Regions from separate parts of the Homo sapiens genome. Here region 1 is linked to region 2. The links are chromatin contacts, found by Hi-C or POLR2A ChIA-PET in ENCODE. All regions are on one chromosome and are shown on one strand. Each heading gives the region's core, a stretch centred on a gene start or an enhancer-like site at or near the end of the contact. The rest is flanking DNA. Distances are from core to core; before and after follow the strand shown. Region 1 overlaps LOC101929563 (a long non-coding RNA gene). Region 2 holds the start of ELAVL2 (ELAV like RNA binding protein 2).

What was found. Hi-C counts contacts between places; a loop is a spot of excess contacts on that map. ChIA-PET counts read pairs that join two places held with the same protein, here RNA polymerase II (POLR2A). Pooled maps may share reads with other maps.
Region 1: a loop to region 2 is called in a map of psoas muscle, with 2.4 times the contacts of the local background. The contact joins the enhancer-like site here to the promoter of ELAVL2 in region 2. A Hi-C loop is called at or near these places in 1 of 168 maps with a recorded cell type or tissue (psoas muscle) and 3 of 50 pooled maps. POLR2A ChIA-PET finds 5 or more read pairs at or near these places in 1 of 52 experiments (activated T-cell).

Annotation. Positions count from the first base shown.
Region 1 is chr9:23,585,788-23,590,401 of GRCh38, reverse strand. All of the region lies in intron 11 of LOC101929563 (a long non-coding RNA gene), which reads left to right. Among named protein-coding and RNA genes, the nearest start is that of ELAVL2, 240 kb to the left of the region's middle. Within about 2 kb of position 2,766, at least 5 of the 41 ENCODE cell types and tissues checked have a DNase peak (open chromatin) inside an H3K27ac peak, as active enhancers do; they include psoas muscle, where a contact is called at or near this core.
Region 2 is chr9:23,822,737-23,827,506 of GRCh38, reverse strand. ELAVL2 (ELAV like RNA binding protein 2) reads left to right here and starts at 1,267. Exons shown (of 7, transcript NM_004432.5): 1 at 1,267-1,701. It overlaps LOC105375992 (a long non-coding RNA gene), which reads right to left and starts at 1,079. Exons shown (of 3, transcript XR_929519.3): 1 at 990-1,079.

The DNA.
Region 1 (4,614 bases), core at 1,517-4,016, 240 kb after region 2:
TCTCTCTCTCTCTAACCTCTTTCAATCTGTTGAAAGCCCACATAGCTCTGTTAAAATTGCTCTCAAAGACCACCAGGACCTTCACTAATAGTCTAGTCCTAACCCATATCTTCCTTTGAATCTCTGAGATTTGATACTATTGGCCATAATCTACTTCTTAATGTTTCTCACTCCCTTTATCATGTGGCGTTGTAGTCATGTTCTTCTCCTGTCCATCTTAATATTACTCCTTTGTCTCTTTCAGTGTGCTTTCTTGAGGGTCTGTTGGGTTCCTGCACTTGACTCTCGTCTCTCTCCATTGGTCATTCTGTTCACTTCTGTCTTCCTTATGCTGTTGACTCCTGAGTCTCCACCTTTGACGTAATTCCTGTGTTTTAGATCTACTATACATTATCAAGAATTTGCTGAAAATCTCGTTCTGAATAATCAATCAAAACTTTTTTTACGCTCAGCATGTGCAAAATTCACCATATCCCCTTCCCTGCCAATTCCTCTTCCTGTCTCCTCTGTCTTGCTTAGTTCTGTCATTGTCCTTCAAATCAGCTAGGTTCAAACCCTAATTATAGCTCTTGATTTCAACCCCTGGCTAGCCTTCATATCCAGTCACTCACTGAGTTCTATCCATTTTCTACCTATGTCATTTCACCCCACCTTTACATTCCTAGTATTGGAACCCTGATAGGGCCCCCTTTTGGTCTCATGTGAATTGAGGCAAAGATATTCATATCTTCTAATGTCTCCCCATTTTAATCTGTACTTTACAATAGTACCAGAGTAGGATAGGTTGGATCATTCTGTCTCTTGCTCAGAACCTTTCAGGGTTCCAAATTATTGGCAGAATAAAGGCCTAATGCTTTACCTGGCCTGCCCATTCAGGATCATCCACATTGATTTTTTCCAGAGCTGTTTTTCACTGTTTCCTCTCATGGAACCTATAGTTGGGCAATACTAGGATTTCTCAGTTTTTCCTCCACTTGATTTCCTTCATTCCTTTGCCAGATTCCTGTCTTAAGTTCATGACATCTTATCTTTCACAGAAGACCCACATAAATTGATAAATTGCTGCCTGTGTCATAAAGTCTTTCCTGTGTAACACTACTTTTCTTCCACTTGAGTAAAATAATATGTCTGTTTCCTTTGTTATATATATATATATATATATATATATATATATATATATAACATTTTGCCTTATACCACTGAAATATTATTCAGGGATGTCTTAGTCCCTTTGTATTGCTATAACATAATACCAGAGACTGGGTAATCTATAAATAGAAATGTATTGCTCACAGTTCTGGAGACTGGGAAGTTCAAAATCAAAGTGCTGGCAGATTTGGTGTCTGGTGAGGGATGCTCTCTGCTTCAAAGATGGCACCTTGTTGCTGCATCCTACAAAAGAGACAAACACTGTGTTTCCTCAGGCAGAAGGGACAGAAGAGGTGAAGTTGCCCCCTCAATCCCTTTTATATTTTATATTTTATCCATTCATAAAGTCAGAGTCCTCATGGCCTAATCACCTTCTAAAGCCCCACCTCCTAATATTGTTGCTTTAGGGATTAAATTTCAACATGAATTTTGGAAGGGCCACAAACATTCAAACCATAGCAAGGAATAAGATAATGGCTTAATTTTATATCACTCCCCTTCTCTTACCCTGGGAACAATTTGTTATTTAACATGATTATAGAAAGGGTGTATTTAATGAGAAAGACATGCCTTTTGAGGTCAAATTGCTTAGTAAAAGCAAGGGTCCTGTTAACCATTTTATCTTAAGCAAGTCACTGAGCCACTTGAGCTTTTGTAAAATGGGAATGACGATACTTGTACCTCCAATTCTCTGAGAATCAATGAGTTTATATCTGTGCAAGAACTTCGCAGATTGCAGGGTTGTATATTTTTCTTCCTTTTCCAAGAGTTAAAGAGTTATAGTCTTCCAAAACACTGTCTACCAGGCTGTATCACTCTAAGATGGGTGTTACTCACTAATTCTGTTTTAGAGAGGAGGACTGTGAGAAAGGGAAGAATTGAAACTTACATTTATCTAAATAGATATCCTGTCTCTGGAAAGGATTCATAGCCCAAAGAAGGAGGTCTACTTTCCTTGAAACTTTTTGTTAAATACGCTGAAGTGCCTAGAACTTCTGAAGCAAACCCAGAAATCTCCAGCTGCTTCAGTATCCCTTTCATACCCAGGCAGGCTCCCGGCCAATTTAACTAGGAAGGTACTACAGGTCTCAGTGTCCTTGGGAAAAAGGTCTGGAGAAGGCATTCACTCAGTCTGGATATCCCCCTGCCCACCAGAGGGTGCTCCATGCAGAGGCAGTAAACCATGGTAATAGACTTAAAAGTAGCCTGTGGAGCCCTAAGTTCAACTCTTTAGTTACTCTTTTAATTTAGCCAAGTTGCCTGTCATTTTAGAATAGGAACAATGGGATAATACCTGCTTTGCCTAATTGTTAAGATTAAATGAGTTCATGTAAGTGAGAGCACCTAGCTCTAGTCCTGGCATGCTATTGGTACTCTGTGAATTCCCTCCTTCTTTTACTTCTTCCTATTCTCCCATTTCTTCTCCCTGTTGTAGAGTTTACTCCCTTGGCTTGGGTCACGAGAGGCTTCCTCAGAGCAGGATCACGTCACTTGACCTGTCTCAGGGTCCCTTAAATCTCTAGGGGTTGTCACTCTAAATATAGCTTTTGGATGAACAAGGAAATGCAACCAGTCAGCAGCTCCTAGTGGCTTCACAAAAGCAGTTACTGGCAGGGAGCCCGCAGTTAGAGAGTGTGGAGACAAGAATAGTACTCAAGGCTAGTTCAGGGTTCTTTCTGCCAGTTTCTGCTGCCACTGCACATGTGGGCACAATTGGGGATTAACTCTTCCCTTCTGTAGTATAGCCACAGCCACAACTTTTAAGTATGAGCTCAAATTCAGTTCCTTATAGAAAAATTATTTTCTCATGCTTAATAAAAGGGCACAGTAAGTCCACCTTATGACCAATACCTTTGTTTACCATCCCAAAATTATAGATTACAGGCCTTTCAGGTTGTTTACTAGGCTGCCTTGTCTATCCACTTAAGCGAGTTTTGGGGAGGCCCAAATGGAGACATGCACCTCTTGAAAAGGTACAGACCGTATTTTAGCAGACACTTACTTAGTTATTCCTCTAGTTACTTTAGGGATGATTACTGCTTTGCCATGCTTTCCCAGACCACTTAGCTTTATTGTAGCTGATTGCACAGAACTAAGATACCAGATCACATTTGGTCTGCTTCAGTGCCTAATTCATTGGTCTGCCCTTGACAGAAAAGGGGAAGTATCTGTTCTCTCACTCTGATGATTAGTGGCAGTTGATATAGGTCACTGGCTTTCTGTGTCTGTGTCTAGTCTGGTCTGGGCATCTCAGAGTAATTCTTGCTTTCTGGAAGCCAAAAGGAATAGAGCCAGAGTATTAGGAAAAAGAAATTACTCCTATGGAAAAATAAAAACCAGCACCACATACCCAGAAGATCATTGAGTGGTTTTTTGTTGTTGTTTGTTTGTTTTTTTCACTGAATAAAGTAGAAGTTTGGTTCCAGATATCAGCTGCTTTCTCTTAAACAAGCTTGAGGAACATAGTATACCACTGAGATTGAGAGAGCTTAAAGTGCAGGATGTTGAGCTGAATAGGAAATTGTCATGTCCCAGGAGGGAAGGCAAGAAGAGAGATTCACGAATGGCATTCATAATTTAAAACTTCAGCTATTTAATGAGCACTTTCTTTGTGCTAGACACTGTTGTAAATGCTTTATGTGCATTATTCTACACTGACCCTCAAAACAAACCTATGAGATAGGTGTTATTCTTATTTTACAGATGAGGAAATTGAAGTTTAGAGAGGCTAGGTCACCTGACCAAGGTGACTCCAGTAAATAAATTCAAAGTTCTATTAAAGTCATAGTATATATCATTATTTTTATCAGTTAAAAATATAAGAAAGAATATGGTTTACTCAATTGTCACTTCTTAGGAGTAGAAGCATTTGATCACATTGATTCAAGTACTCACTACCTAAAAAGGTGCCATCGTTCCTGACATGGCTGAAGTGTGGATTTACCACAAGAAAGGTAAATTTAGAAAGGTACAATTCAGGCTGGTCTGCTGGCTCTCCCTTCTACCCCTCCCGCCCATATGGCTGCACATCACCTTGCACTTCTTTAGCCCTCTTCACACTGCACTGTAATTGCCTAGTGGTCTGACAGCCCTTTAGACTGAGTGACCTAAGAGTGGGGTGGGAACCAGGTCCTTTTCTATCTCTCCAAACACTGGATACAAGGCCTATAATAAAGTAGTTCCTCAGTAAATGTTTGTTGGATGAAAATCAGTGTATTCAGTGAGCCAGTGAGCTAAGTCTTTTATAATGAATAAACTCCAGATTATTTAAGTATACATGGAGCCAACAGGGATTTAGCACAGAGTATTAGGAAACAGAAATCTCTCCTTTTATGGAACTACGTGGACCTACAGATGCTCGTTCAGAAAAAAATCATTGAAATTTTAAAATGGACTTATATGGAAATATGTAAACACAAAGTTTACATTGTGTCACTTTTTGGACACCTTCTCTAAGGGAGTATT
Region 2 (4,770 bases), core at 18-2,517:
GAAGTTGGTGCTATCTTTCAAGATTGAAAAGAGAAATGCTGGCTGGAAAAGAACGTAGGTCAAATGAATATTGTGTCTACTTATACATCCAGACGATCCTGAGGACCTCACTTTCACTTAGAGGAAGAAACAATTATCATGCATAAAACTGTATTTTGGTCTCCTGAATGCTGTTAAAATATGGGGTTGTAATAAAGTAGTCTTCCTCTATGAAGCAGAAGCATTGATAGCACTTGGTCTTCTGGTTAAACTTCTTAAATCCTCACAGAAAGAGCCCTGATAAAGGTTCAACTATCTTTGCTGTCAGCAATACATGTGTGGTCCAAGGACTGTACCTGTCTGCAAATGCAGAGGAGTGGCTTGTTCCAGTTTTATATACAGCTGCTCTTTTTGAGAATCATTAGACACCTCGAAGTGAAGGACCTTAGCTCTACTCAATACCTCTTTTTCTGGATAGGATATTTATCCTACACTTTTCTATTCTAACATGAAGTGAAAGCCAATTCAAACCGTGCAGCTTTATTTGAGAGCATTTCTGACTTCATCTTTATCTTAAAAGGATGCTTTAAAAAGGGGTTCATGGGGACACATAAATCTGAAATATGCGTATATTAAAATAAAGACATACAATTACCTAACATCTAATACAAAATACAGTACTGAACACAAATCGAAAAAAGGCATGCGGGCAAATAATGGATGTACATTCATCCCTTTCACTCAGATCAAAGAGAGGGAGCTCTCAATGACTCATACATACCGGACAGAGTTAAATGTTATAAAGAAATATGCCACAGATGCAGCAGTGATGGCAAAGGAAATGAATCTTTCTGAAGCAGAAAGATTTAAGAGGAAAGGAGATCGTGCCATATCGCAAACTCTGATAGTACAGTTCCAACCCTCCCACGTTGCTCTCTCCACATTTCTTTTTGCTTCTTGCATTTCCCTTCGCCGCCAGTGTTAAGAGTGTACCTCCCCGCACAACTTACCTTGAAACGGGACTCCATTGAGCTCTCGAGAGTGACACAAGCCCATAGCCAATCGTCTCACGCGGCCCCGCCTGGGCGGCCTCAATGGAAGCGTGTGGACCAATCAGGATCCTGGGGCGATGAGCAAGTTACGTTGTGGCGCGATTCGGCGTATACTTCCGCGCGTGCTGCCCGGGATAGGAGCCTGGCAGAGCAGCTGCACACACGGCAGTGCGGAGGCAGAGAAGGGGTTGGTGATACGGTGCTATAAATCTGTGGTCCAGTCCACCTCCCTTTTAAGACGTCCTCCCCCCTATTTCTGTTCTTAGTTAGAGATGCAGCAGCTTACTCCTGTAGCGACCTACTAAAAAGCAACAAGGAGAAAGACATCGTCTTTTTGAAAAAACGTTCTTTCGTCTCTTTTCTTTGTTCCTTGGTTTGTTTTTCTTGCCCCTTTTTGTTTAGTTGAACGGCAATAGGAGGGTAGTCTCTCCGTCTTTTTAAACTCTTTTTTAAGTTTCCCCTCCCCTTTCATATTTTTTTTCGCCATTTCTTTTAGCATTGGACTTTGGGGTCGAAAGCGTTTCTTTTTATTTGCTTCTTTTAAGCCGAGCACAGTTTAGGTTTCGTGCTGTCTTAAGAGAACTATCCAGCAGCTTCTTGCTCATCCTTATTGGGAGAACTGCACCGTTACTTTAAAAACACACATACACAAAAACCTTAAGGGAGAAAGGTAAGTTTCGGTTTGGTTTCTTTAATCATTAGTTGCAGCGATGCGCTGGCAAACCCAGAAAACCTGTAAGTGAGCGGAATACAGAATATGAAGTTAATTGCACATGTTTGTCTCATTTCAAAGCTACTGTTCTGCTTTTTTAATTTTAAAGAGCTAGACTAAAAGACGGTGGACGCATGCTTAGCGTACTGAATATTCGTAAATGTCCATGGCAGAAACTTAAGTGGTAAATGTGGCCAGGGGGGAGTAGGGGTACAATGGGAGGTTAGATGTGGAGTGAGCTTCAAGATTGAGATCGGAAGTTCATTTCGTGGGGAGAGAGTGATAACTTGGGTGTTGGGGATGCATGCCTCTACTTTGGCTCAGCAACGGAAGGACGGGAGAGGCTTTACAATCATTAAGGGGAATCAGAAGCCTGGACTGGCAGATTAGACCAGCGAAAACCACAGGCTTAATTGCATTAACCAGATAGCATGTGCTGGGGAGATGGGATTGCCAGATGGAATTTAGATGCTGCACCAGGCAGCGAGTTGTAGTTGACTGAAAAAAGTACATGCCGCCTGAGGGCTGGGGCTGGGGCTGGGCTGAGGCTAGGGTTGTTAGAAGCTGTCAGAACTCATCATTGTATGCGGGCTCTGATTCACGGACTCCAATTATCATAATTCAGTTTTAAAAGAAGATAGCCAATTTGGGGCTGAATTCTTAAGCCTGTACCGGATATGAGATTCCCTTTGTTCAGAAAAGCGTAAATAAGATCCTTGGAGCTGTGTCTATGAAGTGCCGGCTGCTTGGGAGCCTCGCTGTGCTGGGCGCTGGGAAGTGGATTCCAAGCCCTGTCCTTGGTCCTACGCGGCTGACTTCGCCTTCGGGGAGAGGGGGAACCCCTCTGCAGCCGCGAGGCTTCGCAGCCACCCCAGGAGCCAACTCGGCCACGTAGCCCTCACCCCCTCCTTACCGCCCCCACTTCCTCGAATAGCTATTGTTAAATTGACGCCAGGAGAAAGATGGTTGGGGATGACAAGCTGGGCAGATAGGCACACGCTTCATTTTAACTTTTGTGATTTCTCAGGGTTTAGGAGAAATCATTTGGCTTTCTACTGCCAAAGAGAGGATCCAGGGTAGATGTGGGAAAGGGGGAGGATGTTCGTGGGCCGGGGAGGGCGGAAGGGGTGGTGGTGGTGGAACAAGCTGCTGGCTTTCCTAAGAGAAGTTTAAATTATTGGCACGAGGGGGTGTGGGTGAGTGTGTGCGTGAGAGCGCTCATGTGGTGCTCGAGAGGCAGAGGATGGGAAAAAGCTACAAAGCCGGCTGGGGTTAACGTCTCGTTGCTCCTCACCCCACCCACTCTACCGGCTGGGAAAGCCAGCGCACCGTCAGCCTCCCGGACTGGACTCTGCGAAGGGCGGTGGGGGCTAGGGATGGCAAGGTGGCAGTGCCCACCACTGGAGCTCCGCGGCGGACGAGACCTCGCGTGGCCATTGTTGCTTAATTTATGCCCAGCACGTTGCTACGTACCCACCTATTTCACGTCTGTACAGAATTAATACGAAAGCTATACAACTGTGACAAATTGGAGGTTGGATAAGTTCCCCGTTTCCCATTTTCAAGTACCGGTTAGCAAAACTGATGGCGAGACTGGGTATTTTCTCGTAATTACCGGCTGCAGGTCTGGTTTTATTATGGCGAGGGTGAGAGAAATAGCCAACCATTTAGTATTTACTGTTAACACTGCTGGACAGGGATGGAGGTCTCTGTACTTTCTCCCCGAAATGCACGGATTCTGTCCCTTCCCCCTCTCATGTACAAACACTCCAGTTGGTTAAGATTCTAAACCTTCAGCCGTTCTCCGCACCCCTATTTATTATACCCATCCTCTGGGGGTGGGAGGGAGATTAATGTTTTATTTCCCAGGCCTACACTATTAACTGCAACCTATAAAACGTAGACTTACAATGAAAATTTTTAGAAAGTACACAGCAGACAATAGTAACTAAAGAAATTATTTTCCAAATTGAAAATCAGTTTCTAAAGGTCAGAAAAAGGGTGTTCGTGTTTTGGGGAACAGAAGGGTAGGAAATGTGTTTGGGCCTTAAGACTTCCTTGTAAAATGGCTTCTTAAATGGGACATCTGAAAGATTTGTCAGACTATGAACAGATAAGCCCGCAAAAAAATATGTTGAGAGTTTCGAAGTTGTTATGGGGTTAACATTTTATTTTTTAACTCTCGCCCTTACTTATTGCTGTCATTGCCTGAATGTGTCTTACAGCAGGCACTTCTTCCCCGTTCCCTCTTTTAACCAAGTGCTTGGGCACCCCGCTTCATAAAGCTAACCTGTTCTGGAGCTCTTCACAAAAAACGCTACGGTTGTAGGAAGAAGTGGTTTGGAAGACTTGGGGAACTCTTCTGAGAGCTCTCCCATAATTTAGTCAGCGTCAGGAAGTAGGGCGTAGGGCATTCTAAGAGTTTTAGGTTTGGATTGACAAATTAAGTAGGCCCATTTTCGCCTAACGTTTTGGAAATAGGCATTTTTAGCAATCCCGCGTGCCTGGGATGAGAATATTATAATTAACTATTTACTGAGAGGTCAAAGAGGCGCAGGCGCTTTGAGCAGTTTTCCCAGGAACCCACACAAAGTCAATTAAGGTCATTTAATTGCAAATCGGATTTGGGGTGACACGGAAATGCTGATATAGAATCAGTTAGCTGTATCCGGTGTCCCCAGACTGGGTCGCACAAATTAAGGGATGGCCTATCTCGCTTTTGACCTTGGTTGAGCCCCCTACTTCACTATGCTGATTAGACTTCGCCCAAGAGGGCAAATTTGCCTCTCCCACACCCGCCCTGGGTTAGACGAGTCCCCTCCCTTCCCCCCAACCCCGCTCCGCCCGTCGCATGGGGGCGGGGAGCGCTGGACGCCCTTAGCGGACCTTGCTGCATCAAACCTGCATCATGCCCTTGAAGCTGTAACCTCGGTCACGTTCTTGCGGCGACTGGGTCGCCCACTGCTCGGTTCCTTTCTCTTACCTCCTACAATTTCAGGTAGGTATGACAGGTGATTTTTTAAATGT